Regions from separate parts of the Mus musculus genome. Here regions 1 and 2 are each linked to region 3. Evidence: chromatin loops called from intact Hi-C (ENCODE). Cell type or tissue: heart. All regions are shown on one strand.

Region 1 (8,000 bases), 160 kb after region 3:
CTTTAGGGATTACCTCTAGTCTCCACCTTTATAGCCCGGTGTCTCCGCTCTGTCTCCATGACTTAGGTCAGGACCACAGTTGGCTTCCCACACAGGATGGCCTGTGTGTCCTGTTCCATGATTCCCTGTCAACAGGAAGTGAGCTATGACATGCTGACACAGCAGTGAGCTGACTCGTGTCTGACTTGTGCTCCCCCAGAGTTCACACACTGAAGGTCTGGCAGTCAGAACCTCAGTGTGTCATTAGTGTGTTAGTTCTCTTGTTGTTGTGATAAGAGTACACGAGAGATACAAGTACACGGAGAGATGGCTCCACCAGCAAAGCGCTTGCCTCACAAGATGAGGAGCTGAGTTCCAATCTCCAGAGTCCATGTAAAATGCTGGGTGTGGTGGTGTGTTCCTGGAATTCCAGCAATGGTCTCAGGACAGATGAAGACGGGAGAGTCCCTGGGAGATCATGGGACAGGAGTATGTGGCAAGGTTCCAGGGCAGCAGTGCTCAACCTGTGGGTTGCACTCCTTTGGGGGGGGGGGCCAAATGACCCTTTCACAGGGGTCACCTAAAACCATTGGAAAACATAGATATCTGCATTGCGATTCATAAAAGCAAAATTCGTTATGAAGTAACAACAAAATAACTTTATGGCTGAAGGTCATCACAATATGAGGAACTGTATCAAAGGGTCACAGCATTAGGGAGGTTGAGAAAGACTGACCTAGGGTGATAAGAGACACTGTTTGAAAAGGTGGAAGACACCTTACGACTGACATCTGAAGTCCTCCTCTGAGCTCCGAATATACTGTGCACGTGCTGGGCACCCATCTCACCCCCAACAGCAACGTAAGGGAGGAAGGTTGTCCTGGTTCACAGTTCAAGGGCAAAGGGTAGAGTCCATTATGGTAGAAAGCCATGGAGTAGGAGCTCCAGGCAACTGGCCACATGGTGTCTACTACCCGGAAGCTGGGGAAAATGACAGCTGGTGCTCAGCTCACTCTCTCCTTGTTAATCCAGATGGGCACTGCACATGGCACTGCCCTTGTTCAAGGTGGTACTCACCACCTCAATTAAAATCTCTGTGAACGGGGCTGGCGAGATGGCTCAGTGGTTAAGAGCACCGACTGCTTTTCTGAAAGTCCCGAGTTCAAATCCCAGCAACCACATGGTGGCCCACAACCATCCGTAATGAAATCTGATGCTCTCTTCTGGAGTATCTGAGGATAGCTACAGTGTACTTACATATAAATAAATAAATAAATCTTTAAAAAAATGTAAAAAAAAAAAACAAAAACAAAAAACCTCTATGAACACCCTCTCACACCCAGGGTCTTGTCTCTGAGCTGGTTGTAGATTCTTCCAAGTTTGCTTCATTATTAGTCATCACACCATGTGACTTTTGACAAGGTTGTCCAGGATATGCAGGTTAAGATGAGGTGACTAGGATGGACTTCAACCCACACAGCTAAATCCCCACGAGAAGGGGACACACACAGAGGCAGAGCAGAGCATGAAGAGGAAGGAATGCCCCTGATCTGCCAGGGAGAAGGGTCCGGGACAAATTATCGCCAGTCTCAGAAATGGCAACCCTCCTACCTTGAACATCCATGCATTAGGTTTGGGAGAAGACACACTTCTAAGGCACTCAAGCCCATTGTGGTGTTTGTTACCCAGCTCTCACCGGCCAGTTCACCCAGTGCTTGCTATGTGCTCCTAACACCTCCCCTGTTTCTGCTGCATGAGTCCAGTTCCTCCAGTGGCCAACAGGTTGAGGCCTCATGTGTGTGCCATTTCTCAAATGCAGCCTTATGCTCTGCCTCTTTCTGGCGTTCAGGCCAACTGTGTGTCATGATTACTTAGTGAAAGAAGATGCAACACTCTACTGTATCTATACATCAAGCAGGAATTAGGAACAGTCTGGACTGATGGACGTCATCCCACATCCTTGCATCTCCCTTTTTCTGTCCTGTGGGAAGAATTCATGTGAGCCAAGGTTGGCCTCGGCTGTCTGCCCAGCGTGGAGACTACAGTTCTTTTCCCCCTCTGCTCAAGACAGGGTTTCTCTGTGTAGACAGACCAAGCTGACCTTGAACTCACAGAGATCCACCCGTCTCTGCTTCCCGAGTACTGGGATTAAAGGTGTGTGTTGCTACTACCCGGCTGTGGCGACTATTTTTTTGAGAGCGAGCAACGCAGAGAAGTGAGTTGGCTGCTGTGCTCGCTCCTGGTTTCACATGGCAAGGCTTTAAATTATTGAGTGGCTGGAAAGGCCCGTAATGACATCCTATTTCATTTGGTTCTCTCCTGGGCTGTGAAGCAGATCAATACCTCAGCTAGATGTGGGGAGCACAGCCTAGACTGGACCTCCTTCTGCCACTGCTGCCTTAAAGGCAGGAACTCAGCTACATTTCCAGACCCGTACCTTTCTAGGCCAGGCCCCCGGCGAGCCACTCTGCCTTGCGGCACCTTCTCCAGAGTCACTTGGAGCGAAACCTCCACAGACCCGGGCAGAGGCCAGGAGGCTGGGAGGGGTGCCACAGGTCTGACCTCTTTCCTTTATGGAATGGAGGTGCCAATGGAGTGGTGATGTGAGGGAAATGTCACCCCACAGTTCAGTGGCCTCTTTTTTCCAGAGGCCCCAGAGGTCTCTGGAGACCAGGACATATGCCATGATCCCTAATATGAGGAAGACTTAGGATCACCTGGCAGTCTTGATGCTGGTGGCAGAGCCAGGCAGGAGGTGGAGGTTGAGACCCTGAAGTGACGTGGCAGTGGTTGGCAAGGCCCTGGGTGTGGTGGGCACTGACTTAGCAGGGCTCAGGAGAGGCTGCCACAGGGAAGAAGCTCAGCAAGGGCCCACAGACCGAGCCTGTGCTTTCCAGAGTAAGCATTCCTGACGGCCAGGGGCAGAGCTTGACAAGGCATGGTCTGGCAGGACAGGCCCCCTGCTCTGACCATTTACTCCATAAGTGGCTCTTAGATTCTTATGTCCTTTATAGGTAATGACAGATTTGGGAGGACAAGTACTGATGACACATGGCTCACTCTCTCCCAAAACTGTCTGGGTACATTCTAGTGGCTGCACTTAGCAATAGCAAATGCCTCGGTTTCTCTGTCTATAAAATGGAGATGATAAGACCCTTGAGATAATGCATAGAAACCATAGGGTTTGGCACAGAAGTATCTTAGCCCTGCTGTGACTGCCTTGCCCGGCTTGGCCCTTCGGGTAGTTTCAAACCTATTATCCCTTACTCCACCCTGAGCCAAGCTCCATCCATGTGAGGTCCATCCAACTCTGGCTGCCATTGAGGTCCCTCTGCCTTATGAATAGCCTCAGCTCCCCCGTCTCACTCTTCTCAAACCTGCCACACCCCACTTGCTCTCCCCAGGAGGCTGATGCTAGGGGCTCCACCTGATAGCCTTCTATACTTCTGGGGATTTTGTATCTTCAAAAGGAAGTAAATACTTTCAAGGTAAATGCTCTTCATTTTGAAGCAATGCAAAGGGCTTCATGCATGGCAGGGGCCTGGGCTTGTCCCCTGGGCACTGATGGAAACACCTGTGTCCTAGGAAGCCTCACGGATCTCAGCCATGAGGGAACTTCCTCTGAGACATGGCAGGATGGGCTGAGCTTGTCAGCTGCACTGTCAGATTCAGATGTAATCATCAGCCGCCTCCTTTGTCTCCCTCATCTTGTAGCTCCATGTTTCCAGGAACACACTCAAGTTTATAACCTGAGTTTATGCCTGAGAGAAAGCAGTGATTGGCTTGTGATTCTCAGAACCAACTAGGCCACAGGCCAGGAGCTATGTATTTGCTCTGTGCCTCATGCCATGGTAACCTACATTCCATAGTCAACAGTTAGGATACTCTCCTAAAGGTAAGAGTGACATAGCACCCTTCGATGTCCCTAAGGCCAGGTGGGGGTTCTGACAATCCTGTCCTGTGTCCTATGCACCCTGTCCCCTTCTTGTTGGCTTTGGGCATCATTTTGTCTAGCAACTCCAACATCTTGGCCTGATAATACAACAGGTTTCTCCAGATCGCAGTCTCTAAGCTAAGAGAATACTGGGTCAGAGCACAGGGGACATGTGGATGTTCTTGTCTTTAAATGTTCCCTAATCACAAAGAACACAGATCCCATGAAAGGCAGTCCTGTATGGATAGATCCTCCCTGGAAGGGCACAGACCAGTGATGCATCCTGAAGCTGCCAGCAGTCTGAGGGTGTTGGGCCACACCCATCCCTTCCCTTGTGCCCTGGTGCCTAAGAAAGCTCCACCCCCTCCAGGATTTTCCAGAAACAGAGATGAGTCAAGTTGAATGCCCTATCTTACGCCATATTCTGTTGCTGTGAGCCAGGTAGGTTATTAAAAATAGAAGCCCTGTGGCTCGTGATTCTGGAGGCTAGACATTCAAGACTGTGCCTTCCACATTTCATCAGCTTCTGCCTCCGAGTCTCAGAGGTCAGTGAGAGTACCCTGGTCTGGCTCTTAAGGATGAGCCTTGGTGCTCTCTTTGAAGCCTCTGGCTCCCTCTACAGGCAGGCTGCTCAAACAGCAGCAGTGAAACTGCAACACTTAATGGTTGGACTTGGTTTTCCTAAGTCATTGTTGACCGCAGTCATGAATGGATCGGAGTGAGACTGGGCTATGCTTTGAAGGGGGTGATGGCTCACATCTACCCCTTCATCAACAGCCACTGTCATCTTGACTATTGTTTATTCAGCATTGGCTCTAGGCTAGCAGCTTTGAACAGTGTTCCTGGCACTACTAATTTAACCCACCGAATTTCATTGTGACTGGGAAGGTGTGGAAACCGAGGCATCGTGAGAAAGCAAGTGGCTGAGGTCACCTACAGGTCACAGCCCTGCAGACTCAGAACAAAGGTCTGGCTTAATATATTCAAATAGACTGATTTACCACAAGACAGATCTAGCCCCGCAGAGTTCTGTGCATTGAAAAGCTGCAGCTGGATCAGCGCTGCCTTGGTTATCAACCTCCTGGGTGACCGGGATTAGGACCTACGGGTCTTCATACTGCCCTTGTAAGAGAATGTTCTGGGTCATTCAGCCCCTGTGTGTTGGAAAGTGTCTTCTCAGAGGGACATGTCAATTCCTCTAGAAGTCACAGGCCACTGCATGCTGAGCTCCAAGACCAGTCTACAAGCACAGGCTGCCTGACTTGCAAGGCCTCTGCCAAGAAGTGTGACAGTGGCCACCACCAGAGTGGAAGGCATCACAGCCAACACCACCAGTGTCTTTACCAGCCTGTGTCACCTTCGTGTGTGAGGGGAGGGGTGGGGGTGGCATGCTGCTACTTTGGCCCCAGATGAGAGACAGGAAACATGAATAGCTTCTCAAAGGACTCAACCTGCTGGACAATATCTGTCCTGCCTTTCCCACCCTGTTTCTTCAGTAAGTATATCTCCAGTGCCCGTCGCAAGCCTGTGGGAGGCACTGGAACAGCACTATGAAATAATATCAGAATACTCAAGGATCTCAGAGGTTGCTAGGACACATAAGCATGAGCTTGCAGGCTCCTAAGAACTATCCTAAAGGATAGGGACTGTCCTTAGGTCTAACCAATGGAGGCAGGTGGAGTCAAAACACATTTTTGGAGCATGTAGAAACTAGTTTCCATTAGCAAGGTTTCTGGGCAAGAGATCCCAGAGGCAGCCCGTTCTTTTGTGGGCATCTGAGACTGGAAGTACAGCTGCCAGCAGAGTCTCTTGGTTTATAGGATGTAAAGAAATGTGCTGTTTCCTCGGGGCTTCTCCTCTTTACCAGAGCCTTTGGCCTCCTGGTCCCCTTTGAAATAGATGGACAATACTGATCACTGGGGAGGAATTTCTGCTTCTGCCTCAGTAGTACATGGAACAGCCCTGACCTGGGCCAAACGTCCCTGGCCTGTGCCTGTTCATGCAGTGGCAGATCCTGTATGTTCTCATTCTGGGCCCTGCGCATCCGTGCTCCCTCATCTCTCTAGGCTGTCTTCTTGTAGTCTCTTGTGCCCACCTGTTGTCACCACCGATACGAGGCAGGATCCACCTGCGCCTCCCTATGCTTTTCTTTCAGTCTGTTTTTCCACGCCCTGCGCTGGACGCCTGACGTCACAAGGGAATCGATTAGCGTATGGGCAGGATGGTGAGAGGGCAGGATGTGCCAGAGCCTCCTCAGTGTGCACCGCCTAGCGTCAGCCGAGCCGGGAGAGCGTCTGGGGCATAAGGCGAGGCTGCCTATCTTTGGAGTCCAGACACCTGCGTCTGGATCCCAACCCATTCAGACTTCGCCGTGTGTGTGTGTGTGTGTGTGTGTGTGTGTGTGTGTGTGTGTGTGTGTGTGTGATTAAATCCAGACTTCGCCGTGTGTGTGTGTGTGTGTGTGTGTGTGTGATTAAATCCTGTTCCTGCTTCGCTATCCCGCTTCTCCCCCTCCGCTTCAGTTTCCCCTTTTCTGTGCATTGGTAAGGAAGGGAAGGTCTATTGCTGAGACCTTCCATCACTCTTGTAGAGTTGCTCCAAGATCGCTTTTCCTTGGGCCTCCTTCTTTGAGAGTCCAGTGCTGAGATGAGCTACAGTCCTACACGCCTCCCTTAGACCCTGTTGACAGCTCTGCAGAGCTCTCGGAGCAGGTGCAGGAGGGTACCTGCGCTACCACCAGTCTGCGCCTGAGCGGAACACACAGCCTGCCGGGATTTGTAGTCCGCACGTCCAACTGCGGTGGCGCGCAGGCGGGCAGCCGGGGCACAGCGCCTACACTTCCCAGGATGCGACCCTCCCGCGGCTCGACAAGGGGCGTGGCCTAGCTGAGGGGCGGGGCAAAGGGGCGGGGCGGGAGCCCCGAGCTGCGGTGGCGCTGCGGGCAGCGGGTACTGTGTGCGCCGAGCCGCTGGCCTCAAGCGTGCTGAGGATCCTGCCAGCGCCGCACCTGCCCGCCCGGTCCTCGGGCTGTCGCAGCGCGGGGACCACCCTACTGGGAGCTGCCGCTGACATGAGCGCAGGTGAGAGCTGCGACCCGGAATCCGCGGGTTCGTAGCGGCAACCTCAGTAGGGTCTCGAGGACTGGATACACCTGCAGTGCGTAGCCAATTCCTCTAGCCAATTCCTGAGCCCAGCGGCTCCACCCAACTTTTTCTCCAGGGTGTGCAGCCCCGAAAGGCCGGCCTGCAGCCTCTGTCTCTAAGCCGGGGGCGCGGAGCGGCATATGCCGGAATTTCTTCCCACCGTGCCAGCTAGGGTGGCTGCGCAGGGCTGTCTGGCGGGCGTCACTCCTTGCTTCTCGTGGGGGTCCCAGGTTGCTTCAGTAAAGGGATCCAGGTCCCGGAAAGGGGCTCTGGGTCGCCGCAGTCCTAACCGTAGAGAGAGGTGTGATGACAGGCGGAGCTTTGCAGCAGGGGACTCCGCCCTTGCGCGGTTCCCGCAGAGCCTGGGTGGTGGCGTCTGGCAGACCCTGAACTCCCCAGGTTCGCCGTTGCAGATCTGAGTGCTAGAGCCTGTATGTGTGTCAGTCCCGGAGCTGTCTGTGCGCTGTTGTCATTATAGCCCTTCAGTTCTGAGCGTCTCAGCCCTACCTCTCTCGCCGCACCCACCCACAGGGATCTGACCGCCTCTGTGTGATGCTGGAAAATCCCACGTCCCTGCAACCCAGCAGCGCCTGTGCTCAGAAGGAAACTGAGATCTAGAGCTGGGAGGCCTTGGCTCAGGAAGCATCTGTACATCATCTCAGAATGCACCCATCTGACAGCCTCAAGAGTTCCGCTTGCAGGGAGGGCTGATCCTTTCATTCCTCAAGAGAGAGGGGTTGGCCTCCATTTTCAGGAGCCATGGGATGACCAGACTTCAATGACTTGAGCTCTGACAAGTGATAGGGATTTGAACTCAAGGTTCCCTGACTCCAGCATACTCCCCCTAACCCCCAAGCCAAAGTTACTACTAGCAGCAGTGTGGCCCTTGGCTACATTGCATAAACCAATGGGTACAGCAGCTTCCTCTAGGAGAAAGTGGACAG
Region 2 (8,000 bases), 120 kb after region 3:
TCTTGGTTTTTGATACCTGTCCTGTGGTTATACTTGAGATCCTGGCTTCAAGAGGCAGTTCTTCAATGGGGCAAAGGGCCTTAACTTGTATAACTTATCCTCAAAGGCTCGGAGGACAAGCACAAGGAAGAGAGAAAAAGAAGAGAAAGCAACCAAGGTGAGAAACCGTTCTCAGCCACCAGCAGGTAAGGGACAGGTTGTGGCTGTGTTCTTCTTGTTCTGTAAATCCGAGATCGCATCAAGACAGGAGAGGAACCTCTGGGCTGTTACCAAGCTGGAAGCTTCCAGGTTCAGGGCAGGAGAGACACCAGAAATACTGGAATGACAGAGAAGTAGGTACAGTCCCTTGCTGTGAAAGATGATGTCAACACCTCTAACACTCTAGGGAGACAGGGAAGAACGGACCAGATCCGTGCTCTTCCAACCCTGACTTCTGTTAAGTTTGGAACTGTTGAAGCCACAAGGACCCCCACATCTGTCAAAAGGCCCAGCAACAGAGTAAACATTCTCCTTAGAGCTGTGCTATCTCTGTAATGAGAGACCTTGAGACATAAGTCACGAGCCACTCAGCTGTTCTCAAGAAACAGCTGAGTTAATGAGGTCACCATGACGTGACACTGTGCAATACAGGAGAGCCCAGAATTCTGTCACTGGAGCTGAGTGGAGAGTCTGTGGAGGTGTCCCAAAAGGCGTGTAGACAGACTGTGCCCCCATCCTGTGTGCACACTGACATTTTGATAGAGTACCAGGAAATGCTGCTCTAAGTTTGATCAGCACACAGGTCCTGCCAGTGTCCTCCTGGTCTAAGTGACAGATGATAGGATGCTTTAAATCAGGGTACAGAAGGAAATGGACTCAGTGATGGCTGCTGCCTTAGAAACTGCATCTGAGAGTTGCATATGGCATCCAGTCCCCAGCAAACCCAGTTTGAGGAAGGCATGGCTATAGAGGGGACAGAAGCAGAGAGCATACACCTGTCTCTCCAGGCTCCTTGACTGAGGTCCTGTCAAAGGAAACCATGAGCTGACCAAGGGTGGCCTCAGCTAGACTCACTGTCCACTCCCCAAACACTCGCCACCCACCATTGCTCAAATCTGTACAGAGTTAGCCCAGAAAGGACTGGAGCACTCCCCTGGAAGTCCCCTCACCTGGAGCAGGTGCAGACAGGGTTCTCTGGGGGATAGGACAGGGACAGGGACTGGTGATTATAGGTGGGATTATAGGCTGGCAGGCCCCCCCCCCAAAGAACCTGATAACAGTGGAGTCACCCGCATCTGTTCAGAGCGGAGAAAGGGTGAGCTGCCTTGCATCTAGCCTTGGGGGGCTGATGGCAAGTGAAACCGGAGGCCATGGAGACCGGGTCCAGAGGCTTCGCAGGGCTTTATACTGAAGGGTAAACACGGAGAACCTTCAAAATGCCTGTCTCCCGGGAACTGGAAGGCAACTAGTTTTGGAAATTGGGTCCCTGTGGCTGTGACTAGCTAAGGTCAGGCAGATGGGAGCTGGTGGGATGCACAGTAGGACAGCAAGTGTCTCACAGGAGACAGACAAGGGTGAGGAGCCAGCAGGAACTTGCAGGATTCAGCAGAAGGCAGGGAGGAGCAGGCCAGGGGGAGTGAGTCTTGACAGGAAGGGGCACGCCACACACCACAGCAGCTCAGCTGCTCTACCTCAGCCCCAGGCTCCTGCCTTGGAGGCTATACCTAGCATGTGACCCTTTTCACCAAAGCTGTAGAGCTGACACTGCGGATAAGCACACTATACAGTCACACAGTGCCCTCTGGTGGCATCCTGGAAAGGCTGAGCCAGGCCCAGTGGAGAAGGAAGGAGCTGCCCAGGACAGCGCGCTGGTGGTTCCTGAGAGGCTAACAGAGGGTGGCAGGATCCCCGCAGGAGCAGTGTGGGGTTCAGGAAAGGGGCCTCTGCCACTCACTCAGATGCCGGGCCCTGCATGCTGACGAGGCCAGTCCTCACAAAGCCCACCTGGCCAGAGGCCATGTGCCGGCCCACACACCAGGGCAGGCCAGGCACCTGGGCACCGAGGATCTCGATGACATCACCAACGCTGAAGGACATCTCTTCGGGGCCTGAGCCCTGGAAGTCAGCTATCGCAGAGGCCAGGCCAAACCCTGCAGAAAGAAGGTTATGTGGTTAGAGCTGAGGCCCTGTAGGCACAGAGGGTAGCCTCAGACTCATGCTGGTGTCTCTGCATGGCCAGAGGTATGTGAAATGAAGCCTGACTCTGGAGGTTGCTGGTCCTCAGAAGGGCAGTTTGATCCTCATACCATATGGGCCACTGAGGCTGAGACACTGGTGAACTCTGTCCTGGGCCACCAACCTCCAGGCACAGATCTCTGCCTCATGCACCTTAGATCTTAGGCTCTCCCATCACCCACAGGGCCCTGTGTATACTTAGCGGACACAGGGACCATCCAAACACCAGTTGGCTCCAAAGGGACAAAGAAATCTGCTTCTCCTTGTGCCCCCAGGAGCTGACAGGCAGGCTGCAGGACCAGCTCCTCACAGGGAAGGCCCAGGACAGGGCCAGATAGCCTATCCATCCTCCATCCTACCTCATAGATTCTACCAGAGTCTAGCCAGCCAGCCAAGCTTAAGGTCTCCCAATGAGCCAGACTCAATGAGGTATCTTGAGATGCTACATTCCTGTGTCTGTGAGGTGAGAGAAGAGTCCCAGCCTATTTCCCCAGGTGCTGGGCAATTTAGTTGAGCCCCGAACCTCTCTGAGCTTTAAGTAATCCTGAGTATTGTAGAAGGGATGCTAGCTTCCTCTTTGGGCTTAGGGGACAATCAGGACAAGTGCAGAAACTTCCAGAATACTAGTCTCGGCTACCTTCTTCAGCTGCCTCTCCCCCAAGGAGGGAAGTCTGACACTCACTCATGAGCTGGGCATCAGGTGTCCCAGGTCCACTCATGGATTCATCGATGGGATCCCATGGGACCCTGAGAGTCCACCTAGAGTAGGGAAAAGAGATCTATGCTGTAGAGGCTTGGATGAGGGACAAGTATATCCTCCAGACTGCTTAGGAGTGACACACATGAATCGCACCTTGGGGACACACATGAATCGCACCCCTCCCACATACCTGCCCAGATGTGCAGCCCTGAGGCTGCTGTGTGTAGTACCACACCTGATACCATGGGCCCTGCAGATCCCTCCCCCCACCCCCAAAGTACTTGCCCTGCCACTCTCCTGGAGCAGGCAAGGCCAACAGATTGTAAAGGCCTGCAGCCTAGACAAAGGCCTGAATTTCAACACTGGGTCTCCTGGATTCTCATCTGCTATGTGGCCTGGTCAAACTGACCCTGCCTTGGAACCCAACCTCTCCAGAAATCTTGACTGATTACTGCAGGCCCTCTTCTATGGAGATCCTTACACTAAAGAGCATACTGTATCCCCTGATGGAACAGCCATTAGCCCCAGTGCATAGGGAATGTTCCGGGGAGAAGCTTCATCCTTTCTCCAAGGAGAGCCCTCCAGCCACAGCTGTCACTTCAAAGGCATGGCTACCTAAGAGGTGAACTTTCTCCTTTGGCTTTGGTGGCCAGGAAGCTCCTAGCAAGTTTGCACTCCCTGCACAGCCGTGGACAGGAGTCCCCATGTTCCCTCTCCTCTAACCTCTGGCTTGACTTCCTTCAGTCTCCCTTCATGCAGATTTCTGTGTCTGTGCCTTGAATGTGACCCTCCAGAGTGAGCATGGCAAGTAGCATGTGCTACGTTCAACTCTCCCCTCGTCCCCTAGGCAGTAGAGCCTCGGAGACGTCATTTCTCCTCCAAGCAGTCAGATGCCTGATTGAACTTCCAGCCACACTACATGAAGCAGCAGGAGGGCCCAGAGGGCTCTGTCCTCTGCCTGAGTCATGTGTCTCTCTGGACACCCAGCATCTACAGATGGAGTAGGGTCCATGAGGTCCCGCACCACCCAGGGCCTCAGAATAAGGACTCCAGTTTGGTACCTACTGGTGAAATGGAGTCAAGGGCTCTGGTTCGGCCTCTGCTGCTTCCACATTGGAGGACATGTTGGGTGTGGGTGATGAGGAGTCTGTTTCCAGGATTGCCACTCCCAGAGGGACTCCCGAAGCCCGTCTGAGGGTCTGGGGACCCTTCCCTGCACCTTTGGGTCCTATCGTCCTTCTTACTCGGTGGTCAGGACACAGAACAAAGATGGACCCTTTGAAAGGACAGATATGGTCATCAGAGTGACCCGCAGGACAGTCGTGGTTCTGTTAAACAGGAAAGCTGCCAGCCCCAGCCCCAAGACTCATGGTGAGGAGAACAGAGCCCCATGCAGGAGCCCACTCCACCCTCTTCTTCCCAGGATACCCTTGTCTGAAGGCCCGAAGGAAGTCCAGCCTCAGTTCAACTGAGGCTATGAGGCCGACTAGGATTCTCTCTGGGCCTTAGTCCCCACCTGCACTGTTCAGAGATAGACATGGGATTCCCATGTTCCTTAGTGCTTGGACGGTTATCAAGGAGCTCATCTGGGTGTCTACCCATGCCAGGGAGGTAAAGCAGCCCTGAGGGTCCTTCCTGGGGACTCAAGGCCCTTCCTCTATGGGGCCAACATCTCACATCTCAGGCAAGTGTGAGCATAGCAGACAAACTCTTTCTCACCTTCCTCCTCACATCTCACCTTTTTGGGGAGCCATAAACATTTTTTTAACCAATGACAGTGTATAGAGGGCATCTTATGCTACATCTCCCCCCACCCAAGACACTCCCGTTCCCCCACAGTGTCCCCAGCCCTGTGTGATTTAACCAAGGTCATGGTTGCTGCCTACCTTCCTGTGTGAGGAGGTTCTTGTGTGTCTGCTTCAAGGCATCCTTGTTTACATACATGAGGATGGCAGTCTCCTCCTCCTCACTGGGGGAAAGCAGCCAGAAGGTCTGGTCTACCAGCAGGTTCTCCAGGCAGTGGTGTGTGAAGCCTGCAAGGCCAGGATTGTCACCCACAGGCTCCAGGGGGGGTCAGGGGACCCCATGACCTCAAACACCGGACCTGGAGAGGTCCCTGACATGCTATTCTTCCCTGGGAATATCCCAGTACCTCCATACCCTACGGAGCCCTATCTCACTGTCCTGGCTGTTAGGGTTATAACTTCATAACTACTCTATCATCTGTCCTTGTTGTGCCTTGGGATTCAGAGATGTCAAGGGTGCAGAGCCCTGTAGGCACTCTGAGATGCCCATGGCCCAGTGTCACTACCAGTGCCCTCCATGATCATTTCCATCATTCCTGCACAGGCCTGTGAGATGCTGGGTGTCATGGCCTGCACAGGGGCCATCCCTTTATCAAGTACTGCTTAGCTAGGAGGCATAGCCACACTCCCTTTATAAAGTCAGGGCAAATGCAGAGAGAACCTTTCATTTTCAACAAATGTGGGTGGACATTGAGGACAGGAACTAAACGGGCATTGTCTTCAGGGTGGCACAGTCCCCAGTGGTGCCTAGAAGGTGGACAAAGAACAAGCTGACTCACGAGACTGAGCAATGCACCAACTTCTGGTGGCTCCTCCCTGTCTGCCTGGAGTGCTGAGAAATGTGACCCAATGGCTTCCACAGAGACACAGCCGCAGGTATGAACACATTGTTGTCATCTCCAAAGTCTTACAAATCATACTGGGAAACACTGCATAATCAATTTCTTAAAATCTCCTGGCTTTTGGTTCGGTTCGGTTTGATTTCTTTTTCCAGGGTTTCTCTGTGTAGCCCTGGCCATCCTGGAACTCTCTCTTTAGACCAGGCTGGCCTTGAACTCAGAGACTCATCTGCTTCTCCCTCCTGGTCGCACACCCTTTGATCCCAGCCAAAATCTCGCAGTTTAAGTAAATTTATGAGTCTGTGTTGGCCCACATTCCTGGACTGCCTATAGCTCACAGGCTGTAGTCCAAGGTCAAGACAGCAGGCATACCAGGGTGTGTCAGATGCAAAAGTCCAGCCTCCCTCTGAGAAATGCAGGGAGGGGCCACAAAGCTCAGTTCCATATCCTGCAGCAAAGCCCTGATCTCCCACAGTCTGGTTCACGGGAGGGTTTTGTTTCTGGTTTTCCTGGAGAGTCCAGGGTGATGTGATGCCAGGATCCTCCAAGAGGGGGTGCCATACCCTACTGTGGGATGTCTTACCAAGAGCATGATAGGTAGAAAACTTCCAGATTTCTTCAAAAGTCTTAAATGTCACCACGATCCGGTCCTGGTCACTGTGGATAGACAGCAGCCTGGCTGACAGTTCCTTAAAAGGAAGAGACAGTGAGTGAACGAGATTATGTATCCAGCCATTAGAGAACAGGTGTGTGCTCCTGGAGAGAATGTACAGGACTGCTCTGGTTGGTGTGACAAGGGCGAGGGAGTGCGCCTTCCCTTACGTTTTGAAAACTCATTATTGTTATCTGCCTGACAGGAAAAAAATAAATAAAACTAAGGCTCCATCTTGTTTAAAACTCACTGCCTGTATACTTGTAAGTGGTCAGGTGGGATCCAAACCCTGGAGCCAGCAGCCCAGAGGCACTGTTTGTAGAGCAAGTATAGGGCCCGGGGCTGTACTAGGGGCTTGGTGTCGGCTATCTGATATAGCGGCTCACTGAAGACGATAATCTAAGCGTTTCCAGTGAATAGCTAAGAAGGTAGCGTCACGCAGGCCAGGACACTCTAAACCTAGTCTATCATGGTTGGCTATTCACACAGCCCCTAAGCAGACCGACACTGGGCCCTACCCTTTCCCTCACTGTCCCCAGAGTGACACTTCCAGATCTACCTCCTTCCTCTTCTGTCCCTGCTGCAAAGGGAGGTGTCCCCATTTGTTCCCCAGGCCCCTAAAGGCTGACTCACTCCAAGCACACGGGCCACTTCCCGGCTATCGTTCTCCAGCAGGCGGAGCCGGCTGCGCAGGGCCTGCTGCAGGCTGGGGCTCCGCAGTCCACTCTTCCGCCTCACAGCCAACAGTTGCAGGGTCAGGTCTGAAGAAGCAGGAGGTAGGTGAGGCAGCTTGTCTAGCCCTGATGGGGGCACATGCTCCCCGCCAGCTTCCAACCTTCAACAGAGGCCTATGATCCTCCGTGATGCCTGGAAAGGCACGGACAGCTAGCTATTCCCTCAAACAGACTGTCTATGTCATCCAATAGGGGATGGGACCCTGGGCTACTGCTTACCTCTCCAGCTTCAGTTTCCATAGTTGTGCCTGCTCTGCCCAGGGAGAAAGGGATTCATGTTCCATTCCTCCCATGGAGCAGCAAGGGTCCCTCAGTAACTATCCTTCATCCTCCCATTCCCACAGTCAGCTTCACATGTGGGTACAGTTCAAGCCACCACCACAGGGATGCCAGGAACTCTGAAGCCTCAATATCAGCACTCTCTTATCTTTACAAGGGTCCCACCCTTACACCTTAACAATCTACCACCAGTCCCCACCCTCACCCCTGACCACCCTTAAGATGCATTGGCTGAGGAGGGGCAACTGAGCTGTAGCTAGCTTGCCAGGGCTTCCCTCAGACAGTGTTCTGACCTCCACACAGCCAGAACCTTGTGCACTAGGACCTGGCCTGGCTCCCAGCTCTGTAGGGTAGCATGGTCTGGTGGGTCTTTCTTCATGATGAATAGATGGATACTATCCCATTTGCTTGCCCCTTGCCTGCAGTGACCACCAGCCATTTGGGGGGGCTGCAGGGCTCTTGACAGCTGCTCAGTGTGACTGAGATGCCAACCTGTTCATATCTTCCAGTAAATCTGAATACAAGCTACCCATGTGATCAGCGTCTCCACCCCCCAAAACATAAAATCTGTTGGTCCTGTGTGGGCCTCTTTGCTGCTTCAATACATCATGGCCCTGCCCTGGGTCCTCTTCTAGATCCTGTCCCTGTTGGCTGGCTGCCATCTTGCCTGGCTCCTAATCTGGGATGGGTCTCCCTCCCCCACAGCCATCTTCTCTAATGACTCTTGTCCCAGATTCCAGGCTCCTGAGCAGGCAATTTGTCTGTCCCAGTGTTTGG
Region 3 (8,000 bases):
GCCTGATGTCAGTGCTGGGAACCAAACCTGTGTTCTCCGCAGGAACTACTACTCCATCCCTCCGGCCACCACTGCTTGTGGGTTTTTGTCGGATCTTCTGAAAAACGCCGCCAACTGCTTTTACCCTGCTGGTTGTCCCTCCTATTTTAGCTCTCTGTTGCTGTGACAGAATCCCTAACACAACAGCCTCAAAGACAGAAAGGTCTGTTCTAGTTTAGCTTCTGACGGCTCAGTCCATAGTGTCCTGACTAGTGCTACTAGGGGCCTGAGGCAGCCCAGGTACCCTGGTGTGGCAGTCCAGATGTGGCAGCCCAGGTGTGGCTGAGTAAGCTGTGACTGGGGACAAAGTAAGAAGTAACAGAATGGACCAGTGTCTCAGTAGCCCCTTAAAGGACACGCTCTCAATGGCCTGATTTCCTCACACCCGTGCCCCACCTCCCCACGGCACTATTGGCTGAAGCCCAGACCTTTGACCTTGAGGACCAGGATCTAAACCTTGACACTTCCTGGTCGTCATCAGTCTCTCTCCAACTGTCTGGGTTTTATGGCATTTATTTTAAAAGGTTTAAGAGAAGTTTGTGTTTAAATTTTTACCTAGCTTTACTGCAGGATTTTTTAAAAAATTAAAAGATGCTTTATGGCTGAGTTTTAACCTCAATATTACATACATGTTTTTACTAAAAATTATATATTATATATATTTTTTCAATAAAAATCAGATACACAAAACAAAAGCTAGTAGCTCTTACAAAGAGCTAAGTTCCAAATGCTTAGATTCAACCCCCCACCCCCCGTCCCTGTTTTCTTCCCTTGCTTCTGGAGTTTGGACCCAAGGTCGCCCACATGCTAAGCACATACTGTACCCTGGGCTCTTCTCTCAGCCTCCAGATCTCCTCGCCTCAGTGCGTCTGGCCTCCAGACCTGTGTTGTCTGGGTGGGTCAGTGGCAGCTGTGGTCCTCGCTGTTGTCTATCACTTAGAATAACAGTATCTCTAGACACTGTCCTCAGCCCACTGATGGGGAGGGAGGCAGTGGGGCCTCTGCCTTCAGGTTGGCGATCCTGCTTTAATGTGGCATGAAACCTGCTTTTTCACAGTGCCCCTAGGTCAGGAGTCTACAACCAGTCGTGCCTGTGTTCCTGTAGGGAATGCTTAGTGGACACCCATTAGGGGAGATGAGATCGGCATAGCTTGCCCTGACTGTCTTTCCCACAGCACATATGTGCTCAGCTAATAGTGTCATAATACTGGGAGCCCACTGCAGGTCCTCTCTCTTAAGGTGTGAACAGTGTCACACCATAGCCAGAACTAAAACAGGGAAGCCACACGCTGCTAAACCTGCAGTCATGAATCAGGGTGCTCTCTGATAGCCCAGGAAACTCCATCTTACCTGCCCCAGCTCCTGGCTTCCCTCACTGGTAGCCATGCCATGCCAGCTTCTGCCCACCCCCGCCACCCCTCCTTTCTATTAAACTTCTCTTTTGTTAGGACTCTTACCATGGATTTATGGCACATCTAGGAATCAAGATGATCTTGTGTTGAGCTCTCTGCCCCATGACAGCTGCAGAGGTCTGTTTTCCACAGAAGGCCCCATCTCTAGACCTGGGCACATCACTTCAGGGGACCCAGTATGACTCAGAGCTATTCAGAGTCACCCCTGTCAGCTTGTCTGGACATGCTTTCTTGTGTGCTGACAGACTTACCTAGCCATTATTCCTGTGGCTCTGTGCAGATCCGTGACACGAAGACCCTGCTTCCCATGACGGGGGTGATGGTCGGTGACATTGGGAAGAAGCTGGGGCAGAATGGCCTGGATAATGGGTGAGTGTCATCGGCCTCACGAGACCAATGCTACCTCTTTGGGGCTCTGGGATTGTTCCTAAGCCACAGGCTGGAGTGGGCTGCTGGTGTCACACCCTCTCTGGAGTGCAGGCTCCTCAGGGCCTGGCATGGATGTGGCAGGTACCAGTGGGGTGCTTGTTTGAGCAGCAGCCATTGTGTGCTTAAGCCGCTGTTCCCAGAGGTTCGCCTTGCCCTCACACTCCACGGGTCTCTCAGGGTGTGACTCTCCCAGCTCTCAGGTCAGACTAGAGGTGCCCTCTGCTTCCTGGGGAGACCACAGGCTTGGAGGTGCCCGACAGTGTAGGGCTTTCCTTCCTCTGTGAGGACTCTTAGTGATCAGCCTTAGTGGTCTGCCATGGAACCAGCCATGATATCTGCTTAGAGTCCCCAAGTCAGTAATTGGCAAAGTTGCTGGACATGTGATAGTGAGCGAGGTGTTTTTGACTCATCCTAGAGCCGCTTGGGAACAGTGTTGACCTGCAGCACTGCGCACTGTGTACTCAGATGGGAGTGAAGACCTTGGGCTGGACCTTAACTGGGCTGAGGGCCCATGGTCAGCGGGCCACCTGCATGGCCTGAGGTTTATAGTGTACCAGGTGAAGGCCACCCAGCAGGGGAGGTCTCACTCTCATCTCTATTATTTCTTAGTCCAGCTTTCATGCTTACCCCTCAAGGGACCTGCTGAACAGCCTAGGTGGCCTTCCTGCCTTCCTCTGGGTCAGTGTGTGCAGGCTCCACCCAGCTCTAAGCTACCTGGCCTGGTGCACTTAGGCTCCTCTCTTCCAACGAGATAACTCACGACTATGGAAGTGGCCAAAATAGGGTGTTCCCAAGCATTGTGTGCTATGCTGAGTTAAGTATGTTTGCCCATCTCAGTTCTGTGTGTATTTGGGCTCTTAGAGTCACCTCAAGCAACTGCTGTTCCTCCAGAGAGAGAATCCTGACCCGGGCCAGGAGCTTCCCAGGCTCTGATGGACTCTTCTGTCTAGCATCACCAGAAGGCTGGGCAGGGCCAGGGGAAGTCTCAAGCCTCCTTAGTCTTCAGTCAGTAATAGCGTGGAGGGGGCTAGAAGCACCAATACCTAGCAGTCCGACCTTAAGGAGAAGGATCAGGGCTCAGAAATCACAGAGCTGCCATCTTCTCTGTTGAAGGGCTCTGTGTGCAGCCTGGCAGGTACCCTCAGCTTGTGCTGGTTGCTCATTAAAGCCATTAGAGTAAGTTTGGGACATCACAGAGAGCTTGTATTTGGCCCCATCACAGCAGCACCTGTCTTTAAAGAATGGATTGTCTCCTGGGATACATCGCCCAGGCACCAAGTCCCACTTACAGGAGCCCCAACTTGTAGGTGTAGCAAAGGCCTAGCTGAGAGTCACCATGGGCACACTGTGGGGCAGCCTGAATCGCTGTTCCAGAAAGCAGAGGCCAGGCTGATCTTGAGTTCTCAGACCTAAGGCTTTAAGCAGACTAAACGACTAAGCTTCTTGCCTGCACTGACCACAGGCAGCCAGCAGAGGGCGCCAGAGCTCCAGAGCTGAGTGGCTGCTCTGCCTCAGCTCCAGGAGCAGCATTGTAAGTTAGTGAACTTTTAGACTGGGGACAGGTTCTGAGTTAATTTTTGTTGTTTTGAAACCTGTCAGGACTGTTTAGGAATCCAGAGCAGAGTCAGCTGCATGGATCACTTTCAACCAAACGTTCTAATGATAAGGATCTTTCCCCGGGGACACTGAGCCCAACCTCAATGTGCCCACAGTACTTTTCATGATGAGGCCGGGCTTTGGGCCTGGGGAGTCCTCCTTGACAAGGCTGAGAGGGAGCCCCAGAATGAGCATCGGCACCAGGTGGGAATCGGCTGGTGGCTGCTGGAGGGGCCTCCAGGGAAGGAAGTTGCAGCAGGAGACTGGGGTGGGAGTTATTGCAACACACACTCTCCCTCTACATCCTTCCAACACGTCTGTCACATTCAATCCATATGCCTCAAGTTGTATACATAACCCGTGTCATCCACACTGCTTCCATACCACGTGCCTCGTCATACAGCTATCCCATGTCACTGTCCTGTAATTCATTTATAGACACACACATACCCTGAAGCCTCCGAAGGCTCCCCCGTTTATATACCCCCATATACATATACCTACTTGAACCTCTGAATGCCCCATGTCACACACACATCCCAAGCCACACGTGTGTGCAGATGCCTTGTGCTACACACTCCCTGTGTCTGTCACACTTTGCTGTACACACATCCCCTGATCCCCGGAGACCAAAATCATAGTGTGCCAAATAGCTCACCAGCTGGACCCAACTGACTGTTCTGTGGATATAAAAGTGACCCAAAGATGATCTGAGAGACTTACGCTAGAGCAGAGACTTGAGAAGCACAAGTGTGCTCAGACTCATTCTACCTCGGTGGCAAAGAAGGGTGAAGATTTTCCACTCCTTAAAAAGAGTGCTTTCCATTGACAACATTGTACTTGAAAAGCATTCCTTGGCTTTCAAGTAAACAGTTAGAGCACCTCGGTTTTGGCACCCAGGCTGGGTTTCCTTAAAAATGGGGCATTGTGTGCAGCCTGCAGGCTGGGTGTGGGCCACGTGGCCCCCAGACACAGTGTGCCGTTAGCTGGGTGTGCTGTGTTAAGATTCTGCCACCCCAAGGCTCTTGTGAGCCCTGTTATGTCGGTACTGGGAAGGGCTGCGGTGTCTTCTCCAGGAAATGGTCTTTGGGGGATGACTCTGTCACCTTGGAGGACCATTCTTCACCATCACCTCTGTTCCTGGTCACTAAGGGCTTGGTAGGGACCAGGTGCTGTGGACTTGTAAGAAAAATACGACAGCTCTAACAATCCGTGGGCAGGAGAGTGATTCACTGGGAAACAGGGACAATTGAGTGCTTACTCTGAATAGGGCTACCCTGGAGAGGGGTCTGCCTCTGCATCTTTGCAGGATGGACAGAAAATCCCATCACACCCACCTGGTGGTCCCGAGTAGGATGTGTCCCTTTTGAAATACTTCCGCTTTCCCCTGCTGTTTAATGAGCAACTCAAGTGGAGCCAGGCTGCTGTCAGCCGGAGCCTGCAGGAGGTCAGACTCAGGTGAGGAGCGAGGAGCCGCAGGATGTGGCAGCACAAGGTGGCTGCTGTCAACTGACTAGGCTGTCTGAGTTTGCATAGTGTTTTAGCCACTAGCCACACTGCCTATCGGAACCATTGAGACTTTTCAATGGTTTACTTTGCAGTTGACCTCGTTCAAGCTTCTTCCTTAATCCATTACAAAACCTCTTGGATTGTCAGTGCCCAGGGTCCATGCAACACCCGTTAGACCCTTTCCTAGCTGCTCGGGGAGAGACTGGACTACAGGCTCTTTGATTCCACTTAGCATTTTATTTGTTTGTTTGTTGTTTTTGTTTTTTTCAAGACAGGGTTTTACTGTGTAGCCCTGGCTGTTCTGGATGGAACTCACACTAGACCAGGCTGGCCTCAAACTTGTAAAGATCTACTGCCTCTGCCTCCCGAGTGTTGGGACTAAAGGTGTACTCTACCACAGCCAGCTTGACTTAGCGTTTGAAACCGCCGTCAGCTGACTGTAGCGCTCTGCACTGGGGCTCAGAGGTGCCTAGCTTTAGAACCAGCTCCTGTCCTCCTGTCAGCAGTGTGTGACCCTTGCTGTGCACAGGCAGGCGGTGGGCATGTGGAGCTTCTCTTTGCCAGCGACATGAGGGCACATCTGTCCCAGGAGATAAAGGGGGGGCAGTGATGGCCGTCAATGGCCCCATCACACTCACACCCTTGTTTTGGGGGGTGACGTTACCTTAAGCTGCTCTTGGGGAGAGGGAGAAAGCCCAGAGAGGCTCCTGGAGGGCTTGCATGATAGAAGCCCACCTTCTCTCCTGCACAGATTCGCCATGTTCAACAAAGTTCGAATTCCTCGCCAGAACCTGCTGGACAGGACTGGGAATATCACCTCTGAGGGCACTTACAACAGCCCCTTTAAGGTACCAGTGGGCTGTGGGCATTCGCAGGCAGAACTTCCCACGTGTCTGTTCCTGTGGTGTTGAAAACCACCCCAGGAGCAGCTGGCCCTGTGGCTACCACACAGCTCTCTTGGTTGGGTTTGGTGTCCTCAGCAGAGAAGGGACTTAGCCACAGTGCTGGTGGGCAAGCGTGGCCTGGGTCTGGCAGCATTTTCTGGCTATGCCTGGATATCCATGACTGCTTGGGCCAGGGGCTGCTCTCCCACAGCATACAGAGGAAAACTGTCTTCGATAGTATTGCTGTGATAGGACACCACGATCGAGGCGACTTACAAAAGGGAGTGTTTAAGTTGGAACGCGTGGTTTCAAAAGGTTAGAGTCTGAGGTGGCAGAGGGAAGGCGTGGCAGCAGGAGCAGCTTGGGGCTCACATCTTGACTCATAAGACAGAGAGGCACACTGGGCACAGTGAGAGTTTTTTGAAATCCCAAAGCCTGCCCCGCTTTGACACTTCTAGCAAGGCCATCCTTCCCAAACAGTTCCACTGACAGTATTCAAACACAGGAGCCAATGGGGGCCACTTTTTTTTTTTTTTTTTGGTTTTCAAGACAGGGTTTCTCTGTGTAGCCCTGGCTGTCCTGGAACTCACTTTGTAGACCAGGCTGGCCTCGAACTCAGAAATCCGCCTGCCTCTGCCTCTTGAGTGCTGGGATTAAAAGCGTGCGCCACTGCGCCCGGCTGGGGGCCACTTTCATTCATAGTCCCACAGAAGGGTCACGTGGGCTAACCAGTTGTGATTATAACTGAGAGTGTTAAGATTGTAGGTGGAGATGAACGATGGGGTAGCCCACAGTTCTGGAGTGGTGAGCACACAGACAGACAGCAGGGACCAGGAAGCAAGGACACCAGGCTGTCCCAGAGCCCCACAGAGCGGCCTGAGCCCAGCTTCTGTCAAACCTAGTGAAAGGCAGAATAGATGTGGAGTTGACACCGAAGGCTGGAACACAGCTCCCGGGAGCTCGGCAGCTGGGGTCCAAGGAGCCGATGCCCCAGATGAGTGCCTAGGGGACACAGAGTCCCATGCTGGAACACACTTGCCTCTGGTGCCCAACTAGGAAAAGGCAGGGCACAGCACCCTCAGGTGGCCCAAGAAGAAGAGCTTACCTTCTCAAAGCTCCTCCCTCCTTGGGCAGCTGGAAGCCCTCTCTTCCCAGTTCATCTGGGTGTATGCCTTCTTCTTTGGGACATTCTCTGAGTCTGCACAACATCTGACTGATGGGTGACACCCGTCTTTCTTCCCCAGGATGTCCGGCAGCGTTTGGGCGCATCATTGGGCAGCCTGTCCTCAGGACGCATCTCCATCATCAGCATGTCTGTGGTCAACCTGAAGCTGGCCGTGTCCATAGCCATCCGGTTCTCGGCCACACGGTGTCAGTTTGGACCCACGGATAAGGAAGAGATTCCTGTCCTTGAATATCCACTGCAGGTACTGGCCGTCTGCATCATCTTCTGCTTTGTGCTCCTTCTTGGCCCCCGGGAGTTGGTGAGAGATCTCAGGGACTGCCCTAAGAACAGGACAGTGGGCAAGAGAGCACCTTCCAGGCTCCAGGACCTTGGGGTGGCTTTAATTAAAGAGGTGTACTATACTCAAAAGGAGGTACATGGGAGGAGGAGAGCCAGGACGCTGGTGGCAGGAATGAGCCTGCTGAATGTGCAGATGAGGTCACCCTGCTTTGGCAGGGGAGACTGTTCTGGATCAGGCTACAGTCTTTGACTCGTCTGTCCCATCCCTAAGAAATGACCCCGAGGAAACCATTTCTGGAAGCAGCAAGTGAGCGCAGCCCTTTAAACACTATGGCATTTAAAGCAGCAGAAGGGACACCCAGCCTTGCACGCATCCTCAAAGGCAGCAAAGGGACATAGCATAGAGGCCATGGGTGGAAAGGGGCGTGCCAGCCACCTCCTGTGCTCCTCAGCCGGAGGAGCTCACTGCATGTCCTGCTCCGGTGCCCTTTGCAGCGAGAGGCAGTCACGGCCCCCCTTTATGGACACAAGGGAAGGTCACGTTGGTGACCTGGTTGCTATATCTGGCCTAGGCCTTGTGCCGAGTGCTGCATAAGTACTGCTTTCTGAGTGACAGTCAGAGGGAATGAGGCAGAATCACCCTTTCCTTCACTTCTGCCTCACGCT

The links. Hi-C counts contacts between places; a loop is a spot of excess contacts. Peaks named below come from ENCODE experiments on the same cell type or tissue, not always from the same donor. Only the 100,000 strongest peaks of a DNase experiment are listed, where the experiment ranks them.
Region 1: a loop joins it to region 3, with 6 times the contacts of the local background. A loop is called at or near these places in 10 of 42 quality-filtered maps.
Region 2: a loop joins it to region 3, with 6 times the contacts of the local background. A loop is called at or near these places in 26 of 42 quality-filtered maps.

Annotation. Positions count from the first base shown.
Region 1 is chr5:35,751,068-35,759,067 of GRCm38, forward strand. It overlaps Ablim2 (actin-binding LIM protein 2), which reads left to right and starts at 6,813. Exons shown (of 22, transcript NM_001177696.1): 1 at 6,813-6,993. The coding sequence starts at 6,984. In heart, a CTCF peak has its summit at 6,734; DNase peaks (open chromatin) are centred at 4,484, 6,064, 6,714 and 7,244; H3K4me3 peaks cover 2,130 bases; H3K27ac peaks cover 705 bases; H3K27me3 peaks cover 2,629 bases.
Region 2 is chr5:35,712,130-35,720,129 of GRCm38, forward strand. It overlaps Sh3tc1 (SH3 domain and tetratricopeptide repeats 1), which reads right to left. Exons shown (of 18, transcript NM_194344.2): 4 at 6,844-6,971; 5 at 6,142-6,247; 6 at 4,801-4,947; 7 at 3,980-4,190; 8 at 2,897-2,973; 9 at 1,934-2,129. Among named protein-coding and RNA genes, the nearest start is that of Gm31888, 4.1 kb to the right of the region's middle. In heart, CTCF peaks have their summits at 1,787 (motif pointing left) and 6,101; DNase peaks (open chromatin) are centred at 1,852, 6,074, 7,412 and 7,902.
Region 3 is chr5:35,592,579-35,600,578 of GRCm38, forward strand. It overlaps Acox3 (acyl-Coenzyme A oxidase 3, pristanoyl), which reads left to right. Exons shown (of 19, transcript NM_030721.3): 8 at 1,732-1,820; 9 at 5,737-5,833; 10 at 7,114-7,296. Among named protein-coding and RNA genes, the nearest start is that of 4931431C16Rik, 7.8 kb to the left of the region's middle. In heart, CTCF peaks have their summits at 7,234 and 7,474; DNase peaks (open chromatin) are centred at 3,353, 3,723, 4,103, 7,803 and 1 weaker place; H3K27me3 peaks cover 1,400 bases.